Regions from separate parts of the Homo sapiens genome. Here region 2 is linked to region 1. A link is a contact called in ENCODE Hi-C or POLR2A ChIA-PET data. All regions are on one chromosome and are shown on one strand. Each heading gives the region's core, a stretch centred on a gene start or an enhancer-like site at or near the end of the contact. The rest is flanking DNA. Distances are from core to core; before and after follow the strand shown. Region 1 has its middle 25 kb from the start of QTMAN. Region 2 has its middle 61 kb from the start of TEX41.

Region 1 (6,515 bases), core at 2,316-4,815:
AATGACACAGTCCCTGTGCTCAAGGTGCTTAGAGTCCAATGGGCTGTCCTGTCATTCTCAATCTCAAGAGACAGTTCTTGGCACATGAGAAACTAATCACATTCATTGTATTTATGGGGTAAAGTGTAGGCAGTGGCAGAATAACTGATTTGCAGGCTTGGAGAGGTAGAGCAAATCACAGCTCAGGTGTTCTCAAACTTTTTGGTCTCAGGATCCTTTTACATTCTTAAAAGGTATTGAGGATCCTAACAAGCTTTTAAAAATATACATTATAGCTATTGTTAATTGTATTTGAAATTAAAGCAGAGAAATTTGGAAAACATTTGTTTAAAATTAAGAATAAACATGCTAACATAAAAAATATTTTTTGGAAAAATAATTATATGGTTATGGTATAGAATAGATGATTGCTTCCTGAGTTTTAACTTACCTTTGGAGAAGGAGAAAGTGAAAATGAGCTATTCCATGATGGTGAGTATGTTCTTACAATAGTGGTTTTAGAATGCTCATCTATGACGCATGGTTCAGTCAGACATATGCCCATGTGTGGCTTGGGATCTTGAGGCCATCAACTTTACCCCAATCTCCCTCTGCCCTTGAGAACTGCCTGTCCAAGGATGTTCCTCGGTGATAAAGGTTGTATGTTGTGCAACCAGGAAAGGACTGCTTGCAAACTCTGACGTTTGGGTTCTCCAGCCAAAGACCTTGGACAGGCATCATTAGGAGCAATAAATAAATGCAGCATCAGGACAGAGAGAGTGTGGATTTGCACCATCAGGAACAAAAGAGGAATTAACTTCCTGAAACTCCACTTTGTTTGTTTGTTTTTCAGATGAGGTCTCACTCTGTTGCTCAGGCTGGAGTGTGGTGGCACAATCATGGATCACTGCAGCCTCGACCTCCCCAGGCTCAGGTGATCCTCCCACCTCAGCCTCCTGAGTAGCTGGGACTATAGGCACATGCCACCATGCTCAGCTAATTGTTGTATTTTTATTTTTATTTTTTATAGAGACGGGGTCTGTGTCACCCAGGCTGGTCTAGAACTCCTGCCCTCATGCCAAATCTCCTTTCTGAAATATATTTTCTTCTATATTTCCCAATGTCTATGTAGAGTATCATTGTTTTTCCAGCCATCAAGGATAGAAAATGTGGTCATCTTTGATTTTTTTGGTTCTCCTCTATCTACCAATTCTGCTTTAACAAAAAGCCTGAACTCAGCAAGGTAGAAACAAGTAATGATTTTGCAGCTCCCCATCACTGTTTTCAATCATGTGCTGTTGAATTTCCTCTCTCTGTTCCTTAATACATCTTCAGCAGATCACAGAGCTTGTAGTTACTTTCTGTAGTCCAGATTAAGACTCATGTTCGTTTATTTAAAAGTCTAGTCCAGGTAAAATCAAATCTTTTCTTTGGTTTCCAGTTCAAAGCGTGTGACCTTATTCCATTGTGCAGGTTTCCTCCAGATCTGCAGTGACCTGAATTGGAGGCCCATCCCAGGTCAGGGGTCCCCCACTGTGGCTTACGAGTGGAGTCTTAGGATTTCACTGACCCATAGATTGTGGTGTGTCTCCTCTTCATCCTTTCCCATGTGGAAGTGTTTAGTGAGGTTATCTTGCTCCTATTCTGTCATTGCACATTGGTTGTGAAGGGGGTTAATAGCTTGTTATTTAATTTACAGTTATTTGGATCAAAATGAACCACTATCCAGACCTAATCCAGAGACTATCACAAGATCCTGAACTATAAGCTTAGTCCCATGAGTAAATAGGAATTTGGGATTATCTCTTTTGAGGAAAGAGTGAATAAATTGTGCAAAAGTAGGGAGTAGTATTATGTGACCAAGAGGGCAGATGGTGACAGATTGCATTCTTGTTCAGAATGTTTGTTACTCCTCCCTAAGGGGAACTAAACGCCCTCCCCCATGGACATCAGGCTTGCCCATGTGACTAACTTTGGCTAACAAAATGAGGGCAAAAGTGATAACTTTCCACTTCCCAGCAGAAGCTTTAAGGGGCTTTCCCTTTTGTCATGCCATAGCAGTGTCCAAGATGGAGTAGTTCCTTCACCCTGGACTCCAGAGTGAAGAGAACTCCAGACAGCCCCAGCAGACCTGCAGCCAACATGCAATGTGAACAAGGAATGACCTTTGTTTTCATAAATCACTAAGACTTGAGGGCTTTTTGTTACCACAGAATAACCTAGCCTAAGATTGCTATTAATTCTTAAATCGTTTTGCATGCCTCGTGTTTTCCTCTCCTCCTCAACCTTTGCTTATGCAAGACTGCATGGTTAAAGCTAGCTGGGCTTTGCTTCTAATCCTGACTCTACCATTTTTTACGTGTGTTACTTTGGGTAAGTCACTTGATCTCTCATCAGTTCATCTTAAAAATAAAGCAAATGGTACTAGGATATGAATGCCTAGCATAATATAAGCACTTGATAAAAGTTTTCTACTAAATTTTGTTCCTCACAGGAGATGTTGGTATGAAGGACTAGTTATTTACTTGAATTTTTGTTCTTGTTGTTCAGTAATTTCCCAGTAATACTTCTAGCTCCTATTTCTTCCTTCAAAGATTTAAGAAATCTGAAAAAGATCCTTACATACGTTCTACTCTCCTCTAATAGGAGACTTAACTTACGTTATTTTCTTTGTCTACCTCTGAAATCTCTATGTACTATATTTACAATTTCATAATTTACTAATGTTACGGACTTCTGTATTCATGCCTCATCCTCATCTTCATACGCCTTACTATTTTTTTTTTGAGATGGAGTTTTGCTCTTGTTACCTAGGCTGCAGTGCAACGGCGTGATCTCCGCTCACTGCAAGCTCCGCCTCCCGGGTTCAAGTGATTCTCCTGCCTCAGCCTCCTGAGTAGCTGAGACTACAGGCACGTGCCACCACGCCCAGCTGATTTTTTTGTGTTTTTAGTGGAGATGGGGTTTCACCATGTTAGCCAGGCTGGTCTCGAACTTCTGACCTCAGGTGATCCGCCTGCCTCGGCCTCCCAAAGTGCTGGGATTACAGGCGTGAGCGCCTGCCCCCAGCCACCATACTCTTAACTTTTGTGAGGACAGGGACTATATCTTATTCATCTTTATAACTCTTTAGGACTTAGCTCACAATTATGTATGACAGTTAATAGATGAAATATTTACCCTTTTCTAGATAACAAAATGATGAAATTATTTTTCAAGCTATCCTAATGAAGGGAATTTTACATGAATATGTGCCCCCCTGGTCTATCATAATCAGAGGTTTACGCCTTAATCTTCCAAAGACAGACCTGCTTAGAAGATGCCTGACCAGTCCCCTTTGACAAATTGGAATGGTCTGAAATGAGGCATGCAGAGCTAAAGATCTCATTTAAAATATTTTCCCAGGGTTAGAAAATATCATTTGGAAACTTGAAAGCCAAAGGCTCTGTTTTTAAAAAATAAATTAAAAATTTGGAATTGTATGTTGTCTTTGTTTTTAGCAAGACTCAAGTTCCTAGCTGACTTCTGTTTGTTTGTTTTCTCTGGGAACCAAGTAGCCGCACTACACCCAAGCATGTATCATTTCACGACAATGACTCAGAAAGCAGTGCAGATGTCATGGCTTACCTAGTCCCTAAAAAATGCCTACCATGCAGGAAATGAAATAAGGTTCTTGGACTCAGCAGAAATGGGGTGAGGATAAAGAGGCTGCTTTGAATTTGTGGGCTTTCCCGGACTGCTTTGGAAACATCTCATGCAAATCCAAACAGTATCTGGGTCACAGATAGTTTTTGACCAGTAATTTCTGAATATACTTCTGGTCTTCTAGTATACTTAGAGGTAGTAGGTCTATTTGGAAAAATAAAACAATTTGAATAATTTAGATAGTTTGATACACTTCTACCAGTGAGGATCTTTTTCTTTTTCGTAACAGTCTGCCATTCCTGGAACCATTTCCAAGGCCTAAAATTTTATTATACCGAGCAACAGATAGAATCCAGTCATCTAGTGCTTCTACCAACAACTTAAATATGCATGATCCGTTGTTTCTGAGTATGGCTTTTTTGTGGCTCTCTCTCTATATATAAATTTAGTCCAGCTTTTTAACCAAGAGACAGCTTGCTAGAAACATGAATTGTATCATTGTATTTGACTAAACATTTAGTCTGTAACTCTTATGACTTTAGAAGCCTGTCAGATGCTATTTGGAAACTTTCTCTTTAGTCTTGGTTATAATAAACCAAAAGTACCTAGAATTCTATGGGACATAGACTGTCAGGAAATGTTGAGTGTATCATTTTTGGGGAAAAGCAGACACTTTTACAAGAAGACTTCAATATGCAAATAAGAAAAGATTTAAGAATATGCAAATAGAAAAACATTTAAGAATGAGGAAGGATTTAAGAAGAATAGAACCATCAAGATGTAAAGCAAATCATTTCATACTTACTTTGAGATCCAGGCTTGTATACTATTCTAAAATGGGGGCTGTTACATTTCTGCCATGACAGAGAAGTTTTTGGGGGGAAATCCCAACGATGACCACAGCCTAAAAATGCACAGCTTAGAGGGGAGTTTCCAATGGACTTGGTCTTCAGCCAAGCCCCAGGTCATTCATTCAAAGTGCCCCTGCAGTATAACTAAATGCTTGTCCTGATCTAGCATCAGCATTTATGCATAGATAATAGGAGTTAGTACTAAGAATCCTCAGGGGGAGAGATGTACTGTGAAGATGTGAGCTGCGTTACATTCAAGGACATCAGCTAGCACAGTGTTGAAGACAATCAGCCCTGACTGAATCTGTGTGTCAGTGTTACGGCTTGCTCAGTTAGGACTCCAGTGAAAACCAGCAACAACAAATGACTACGACATTACTCAGCAAAAAATATAGTTTTGTCTCTTTTCCTAGTTTGTGATGAAGGCAAAGAACCCTCAGTAGGCATCTTTTGTTTAAGCAATAGACAAACAGAAAGAAAAAAAAAAGCATTTTAGACTATCCATCATGGCATTTGAATATTGAGTATTTTACTGACATTTCAGTTCCCACCATCACACTCTAAATAGTGTAAGAATGTTTTATTCGGCAACAAGAAGGAGACAGTGGAGCAAGAATAGAGTTTGGAGTCTCATAGACTTCAGCATAAATGCTGCCTCTGTCATGGGACAAGTTGTTTAAACTTACTGAGTTCCAGTTTCTTCTCTTTCAGTTATTGTCAGATTGAATGATATGGATTAGAGAACTAGACCATGCTTCTTGCAGGTACAGACCGTGACCCATTCTTCTTGGTATTCCTGGTGCTTGGCAAACAGTGTTTATTGATTGAATTAATGAATGAACAAATGATATACTGATGCATTAGCAAGTATGAGCCTGGCTCAATAAATGTAAGTGGTCAATAAATGTTCATTTCCTCTGGGTAAAGTAGCTGTGGGATTATCCTCAGAGTCAGTCTGGGGTGTTAACAGCTCCCTCCTTTTATACCAGGATTGAATTTTGGCCTACACCAGGACTTGAATTTTGATGAGGATAAGTGGGGATACATTGCCAACTGTAGGAATTACATTTATTGGTCCACTTCCAAAAAGAGTGAAATGGAGAAAACATGTAGGGAAGAACAAACCTGATCTTGACAAAATCTTTTTCATGGGCGAAATGTCACTTTGCTTGCATGAATTCTGCAGTTCAGCCATGGGGATACAATTGAATTCTTTTAGTAATTATTTATTCTTTTAGATGAATGCCTAATCTTTTTGGAGAATTTAGTCAAGGTAAACAGACCTCAAACATTCTTCTGAATTAGACTCTTATTTACCTCATTTTTCATATGAAAAGTCTGAACAGGTTGTTAAATTGAAGTCACATATGTGTCGTTCAATATTTTAGCAATTTATACATTGTGTAATTTTTTATTTTATTTTATTTATTTATTTTTTATTTTGAGATGGAGTCTCGCTCTGTTACCGGGGTTGGAATGCAGTAGGCGTGAACTTGGCTCACTGCAACCTCCGCCTCTCAGGTTCAAGCGATTCTCCTGCCTCAGCCTCCTGAGTTGCTGGGATTACAGGTGCCCGCCACCTCACCTGGCTAATTTTTGTACTTTTTAGTAGAGACAGGGTTTCACCATGTTGGCTAGGCTGGTCTCAAACTCCTGACCTCAAGTGATCCTCCTGCCTTGGCCTCCCAAAGGGCTGAAATTATAGGCATGAGCCACCACACTGGGTCGGCATTGTATAATTTAAATAAATACTTAAAGGAACATTTCCATATATATGATTATTGTGTTATAAATAATGAGCTTTATTATATTGTTGTTGTTGCACTGTAAAAGATACCATTATTATAACTGAAGCCATGTGGGGCTTTTTTTTTTTTTTTCTAGTCAGTAGAAACACTGACATAACACTTCCAATGCACATCAGAATTACTTTGAATGTTTGCTTATAAATTATTGAAAGAATAAGAGTGTAAACTGTAGCATATAAATGATATAAAAAGAAATGAATGCATGAATTATATTCCAGTTAAAGAAGGTTTC
Region 2 (6,440 bases), core at 2,718-5,217, 250 kb after region 1:
AATTTAGGAGGCGCAGATAAATAACATGAAGAAAATTAGAAACCATGCTCAATCTCACAACTTAAAAACATCACCATCGTTAACATTTTGGTGCACATCCTTTTAGATATGTCACCCATGCATGTTTATGCACACATTTAAAAATAGTGCAAATCTTACTGTAACCTTTAAAGTTTCTATTTACATAAGAATGTATGTTGGATACATTTCAGTGTCATTAAATAGTCTTTCATAACGCTCTTTGTCTTGGCCGTGCCATTATTTATTTAATCAGTCCCCTAGTGTTGAGCATTAAGGTTGTTTCCAGTCTTTTCAAGATTATAAATATGGTTGGCATAAGTGTTCCATGTAGCCAAATATTTGCCCACATGCCTGATTATTTCCTTAGAGCATATTTCTAGAAGTGGAATTGCTGAGTCAAACATGTAATGAATTTTAGACTTTTTAGTATCTTTTTCTTTAGAAATATTATATTATTCACATACTAATTTGTTTGTAGCTTATCAGTTTGGTATTTTCAAACCTCATAGTTACTTCTTTTGTAAAATTTAAACATAGTAACTGTGTGGTGCTCCAAACTGGTAATAATAGGGTCCAAAGGAATTGGCTAAATTCTACAATGCCGTGACTCAGTTGTATTAATTTGGCATAATTCTTTTCCTGCCTGCTTTTAGCTAGCTGTATTTGGATCCATCATATGTTTTACTATTCTTCCACAAAAAGTTTCTAAGAAATTGAAAAAGAGAGCCCAAAAGTTGCAGTCTTACATGGAGTATTAACCTTCAATCCAAATTCAGCCAAATGTCATCCATTAATCATAGGCCAATGTAAAAAGGAAGAATCATAATAATATTAACCAGTAAAAGGTTCAAGGATAACTCTGAAGCAGAACATGTAACCCATTCACCCAGGAGGGTATAATACAAATTAATGTGCTCACTACTGACAAACTTTCCCAAGCTCATCCAGGTTTTCTGCTCAGATGACATCTGTAGGAAAAATGCCTAGACATAATTTCATCCTTTAATCTTGCCTTTTCCAAACTGTTATTTTTTTCCTTTGCAAAATTTAATATGGAGTGCGGTAGATATTATGTATTTTTTACACTTTTAGATTTCAAATTGTAAAAAAATTATAATACATTTTGATATTCTCAATTATGTCTATAAACCTCTTTATAAGGTATAAAATCTATTTGTGAGACATGTACCAGCAGAGAAAAACAATTAAAATGTCAACCTCTCAATCAAATCTTTCTCCGCTTCCACCACTAAAAAAGTTTCTAGCCTCAAAAAGGAACTTGATTCTCGGCAATTTCGGCCTAAAATGCTTCTTCAGCTTTTCTTAGACTTTGGCCATCTCAAAACGCAAGTGAAGACAAAATTGGCCCGTAAGATTAATCTTTGGCGAATGAACTTATATCTTAAAAACTAAGCTGTTTCACTTCCTCATGAAAAAGCAAATTTCTTGAAGATAGGTTTCCATTTCATGTTTGTAATCCTGAAGTGCCTAATCTTTGATACATATTTGGGTGGAATGAATGAAAATATCCTACCTCCCCACAAAAGCAAGATATTTTTATTACTGGCTACATATTGTAGTGGAGAGATTGCCTAAGATAGGAAAGGGTCAAAATGTCCAGTTTCTCCTTCCTGTGGTACAAGCTACTAGTCATTAGTCAAGTTACTAAATCTCGCTGAATTTTAGTATTTATAGTTATAAAATGATGAAACAAATAAATTTTCTCCTTAGAGAACAGGTGCTTTGAGATCAAGAACAATGAAATAATAAAATATTGCATAGCCTGGTCAGTACATTACAAATGGAAATTATTATTATTTTGAAGATGTGTTACTGTTTTCTCTATTAAGATTCTTATTTTCCTGTGTTTGGGCTGGAATGATAACCTGTCAACCTTCTTAGTAGATAGTATTTAATTTTATTTTAAATTTAATATCTAAGGATTTTTTTTAAATAGAAGTGGCAATTATATGTGCACACAATTTTAAAACTGCATTTAATTATTTTTCTTTCTTTTGCTTCCCTCTTTTTTTAATGGAAGGGTAATATACTTGCAGAAAAGTGCCCAAATCATTGGTGAAGAAGCTCATATAAACAGCAACTTGATCAAGAGGTCAGCATGTCAGAGATTCCCTCACGCCCTTTCTAATCACTACCCAACTCCCTCCACCTGAGAGGGGACCAGGGTCCGGGCTTCCAATACTATCACTTAGTTTTCCAAAATATCATGTCAAAATGGAGTGGAATCAGGGCATCTGCTAAGATGTGTGACAGCAAATTCGCCTCTGGGCAATTCGTCTCTGGGTTTTAATTGTGTACTTTAAAACTAAGGAGGCTAAACCTTTAAGTTTCTTTTCCATCTCAGCATTTAATGATTCTGCTAAAAGACAATCTGTGTGTTTAAGTTAGCACTATTTTTATACAACATCTACTGTGGTTTTTCATCTCAGGTGGAAGTTCACAGGAGGCATGTGCTAAATGAAAGGTGGCCAGTTAACTGTATCCTCTACCATGAATAAAACCAAACTCCTAATCCAACATGGGCCCAAGAGGAGTAGGTGAATGAGGACTGATGAACTGAGGGAACTGAGGGCATTCCACCTCTCCCACAGTCCTGGAAACATTGCCTCAAAGCACTCTCTTCTGCTTGGTGCCTTGGGCAACAGCACTGTACACAAAGAGCAGAAAATCCCCTGTAATTTGATCATTTTAGATGTAGCATTCAATTGTGGGATGAATATAAACTTCTGCCATTTAGCAATTAAAATACTGTTTGGGTAGCAATGTAGACTACATAAGTAATTAAGATCTCCTTTTTGTCTTACTGGTATCTAGAAGGAACCCATCATTCTATGACTTCTGTCCTCAGAAGCTGAGTGAGATGAGGAAGAACAAATTAGGATAACTTCCTCCAAAAGTCAAAACAATAAGCCCTGCTGCCTTCCTCCAGTCTGTGGCACATGCTGTGCCATGGTTTGAGTTTTCTGTAGTTGTAGGAGTCTTTTTATCATGAGGAATGTATTTAAATGGTTTTACTCTATAATCTCTCCTGAACGATTTCTTCACATGGAAGGATTCATTTTTAAGGTGACCAAAGAGATAAGTGAGTGAGAACCTACTTTCCAATATGCCCAGGACCCCGAGACACTAAGTCCCCAAGGGAAACTACACAAATCTCCAGGACTCGAGGGGACATATTACTCCAATACTTCCTGTTCCGGGCCTGAACCAGGACACGAGTCTTGACCCCTGTCCCAAAGTAATCTCTTCCCCAAGATGTTCATGTGGAGAAGTAGAACTCAAGTCTCTTTTCCTTGGGAAACACTGCATAGAACCGCATGGCCCACGGAAACAACAAAAACTTGATTGCTCCCAGTCGTGGTGCCTCAAAGTCTGTTTTCAGTTCCTGGTCATGGCTGCCCAGGTTGGGGGCATGGTGAACCACAGGTTCACACGATATTATGTGCCACAGCTTGATCCAACGTTAGGAAGGGCAAGAGACACACACATATCCTCCTCTGGTCAGTTATGGAAGGTGTCTTTCCACTCCTGCAGGGGAATCCGTATTCAACTGAGAATGAGCAGTTGTCTCCCCTGTAGCCTTGTTGGTTGAGGAGAATGCTTTCTGCTTACCTTTGTGAAAATTGCTTAAATACAATTACACTCCCAACCAGCATTTCCCCTGTCTCTTCCAATGTCCAACAAGAAACCCAACCCCCAAATCTAAACACCAGACAAGTAGCTAGAAAAATGAAAATAAATGTTCAAATCCAAAAGCTGTGTGCTTCTGTGATTGAAAATCTTTTTCTTAGCGAGTGGGAGTTGCTTTCATCATTGCTGGTCATATGTTTTTGTTTTTCATTTTCTGGTGGAGAAGTTTTCTAGGGTATTTTTCAAACTTTCCAGCTTAGCAAAGCGTTGGCTAAAATTGAAAAGAGAACTAGGCGTCAAGTCGGAGGCAGCATTAGGTTTGTTCTTGTGGGGGGGGCAGGTTGCTGACACAGCGAAAATAAGACAAAACATTTGAAACTTCTGGCTTTGTACTTCTCAAATGCCTCTTTTAGAAATCGCTTAAGTCGTTATTAACATCCACCACCCACCTTCCCTTTTTGGTCCTGACATTGGGTAATAATAGATAATGTTGACATATGTTCCCTGCTGGTCAGAAATACTATACTTCTGTGAAAGGTAACATTTTCAAGCTATGACAAAATGTATTTTACTTGGACAGAACATTAGTTATTGGACTAATCTCAGAATGTGGGCTGTGGGGTAAAAGTTTTAACATTTTAGTTGTGGGAGAAAGTTTGTTGAGAGAGTAAAAGCATCAGTATGGGGTTTGTTTAGCTTTCACCATTTCCAAAGGTATTGGCTTGCTGTCAAACTCTCATGTCCTTAGGAATGTAAAGGAAACATTCTCAGTATGTATGAAGAACAGCTGTCCATGGACGCAGCAACTTTCAAAAATGATTACACCCAACTTTCCTGCAGTATGGATTATGGAATCAAAAAATATTTTTTCACTGTGTACCAAAGAATTCCGTTTTACAGGCCAGTTTTGAAGCTTTTAACTGCATGAGACATATGCTGCAGTTCTGTTGTTTGTTCTCCATGTGATGTACTATGAAATGTGTTTTTTAAAAAGGGGGAGAAAAAGAGGAGAAAGGGAGAGAGTGAGAGAGAGGAAAGTGTGCAAATTCTTCTGATCAAATGTGGTCTTCAAAACTACTTTTGAAACTAATTTAGGGGATGAGTTAGGAAATGCCCCAGCTGGCTTCCATGCTACCGAAGTCTGAACAGCCCTTTGCAAAGCTGGAAAAATTGATTTTGTTTTGAAGGCTCACACAGACTTTAGTGTTGTGGAAGTTGGACAGAGTTTTTATTGAATCTGGTCCTTTGTGTTTTATGACAGTCTGAATGGGTATTAAGATTCCACGAATAAATCCCCTGCCATTTCTGAGATTTCTGATATAAACATGAGCTCCGTCAATTTGTTCTCTGTACAAATGTCTTTCAGAATGTTAACAAACATGGTGCATTGATGAATGGGCTGGCCTATGGAGTGCAGTCTGCTTTACTTGGTAGGGCATGTTGCTATGATTTTTCTTTTGTTTCTCAATGCTATGGCCACCCAGAAATGGGGGCTGTTGAGGGGTGGTGAACTTCAAGACTTGAGGACAGGGGAGAGTTAGCTCAAGGCTGGTTGGAGAAGTGGTGTTAATGGCCTTCAATTGAAAGTCTGGCCAGACACCACATCAAGGGGATTGTGGATTGGCCCTCAGGAAATGTATTAAGTCTTTTCTTAAGTGCCTCAGGTGAATTACTTAGAGGAACACAGGTAGCAAAGAAGAGAATATATTTTTAAGATATAATCTTTCTATATTCTGCATAAGTTTGTATTTTTTCAGTGTACTTTAAACTCAAATGTCAAATTGATAATACCCTAAAATTAGTTTCCAACTAAATACTATAATTTAAAGCAAGCAAGCCAAAAAAATTAAGTCTCAGTTTTTATGATAAAAATTAGGTCATGTATAATATAAACACTTTTGAAGGAGAATTATGATAGAGTTTCAGGAAATGTTATGTTCCACAATTAATGGTAGTAAAAAGTTGTATATTGTATAATTTGAAGTTCTGTAATGTGTAACTATCATTTTAGGTATAATTCTGAACTTAGCATTGGGTTTTCATTTTGAAGCACAAGCCCAAATCTTAGTGGCCTAATCTTATTCTTCAGATATTTAATGCCCAGACGGGAGCTGTAATGGCTCCTAAGAATTTCTTATGTGGTTAAACTGCCCAGCAGTGTCCAGCTCTTTACTTAGCTTTTACATAATTGCCTTCTAGGGTGGTTATCTGGTATATGGAGCCGTTCCCTAGCCATATTCTCCTCTACACATTGCCCTTCCTGGGGACTTAGTACAGAACCTGGGTAATCAGTTTGGGGTTCAATTCACATTCATGATGCAATCGATGCATTAATGGGGATGTTTCATGGGAGATTTTAATACACTCTGTTATTGGCGTTATAAATTGGGCCAGTTAACTTGATGTACTTCTCTTTGTGGTCCAAATTCTGCCCTCTGTTTCTTACTTGAAATTCCCATTGAAGTAGTAATTACCAAGTGGAAGAATACTAAAAATGTTCAGCCAAATTCTGTTCTATGTTGCTATCATGTAACTCCCGATGAAGTTAATTACGACTTAGTCAGAACTAGTGCTACATCTTAAGGGCTTTGGAACTCTGTGATCTGCCATCCAAGACACCAGGCCAGCAGCCTGCCTTTAAATATCTCATTTTAAGAGGTAAATTGACCCTGTTGAAGGTAAGAAATGGCTATTGCCAGTAACTATATGTGTAATGGGGCTTAAATAGTAGAACTTAACATATTTGAACCTCAGGAAGTTTGATCTTT

Evidence for each region. A loop is a pair of places that touch in the nucleus more often than their neighbours do. ChIA-PET counts read pairs that join two places held with the same protein, here RNA polymerase II (POLR2A).
Region 2: a map with no recorded cell type shows a loop between it and region 1 (3-fold over the local background). The contact joins two enhancer-like sites. A Hi-C loop is called at or near these places in 1 of 37 single-sample maps with no recorded cell type. POLR2A ChIA-PET finds 5 or more read pairs at or near these places in 2 of 52 experiments (OCI-LY7 and activated T-cell).

Annotation. Positions count from the first base shown.
Region 1 is chr2:144,354,551-144,361,065 of GRCh38, forward strand. No RefSeq gene overlaps it. Among named protein-coding and RNA genes, the nearest start is that of QTMAN, 25 kb to the left of the region's middle. RefSeq lists an enhancer at 2,422-2,935. Within about 2 kb of position 3,566, at least 9 of the 41 ENCODE cell types and tissues checked have a DNase peak (open chromatin) inside an H3K27ac peak, as active enhancers do.
Region 2 is chr2:144,604,009-144,610,448 of GRCh38, forward strand. No RefSeq gene overlaps it. Among named protein-coding and RNA genes, the nearest start is that of TEX41, 61 kb to the right of the region's middle. RefSeq lists an enhancer at 5,013-5,514. Within about 2 kb of position 3,968, at least 5 of the 41 ENCODE cell types and tissues checked have a DNase peak (open chromatin) inside an H3K27ac peak, as active enhancers do.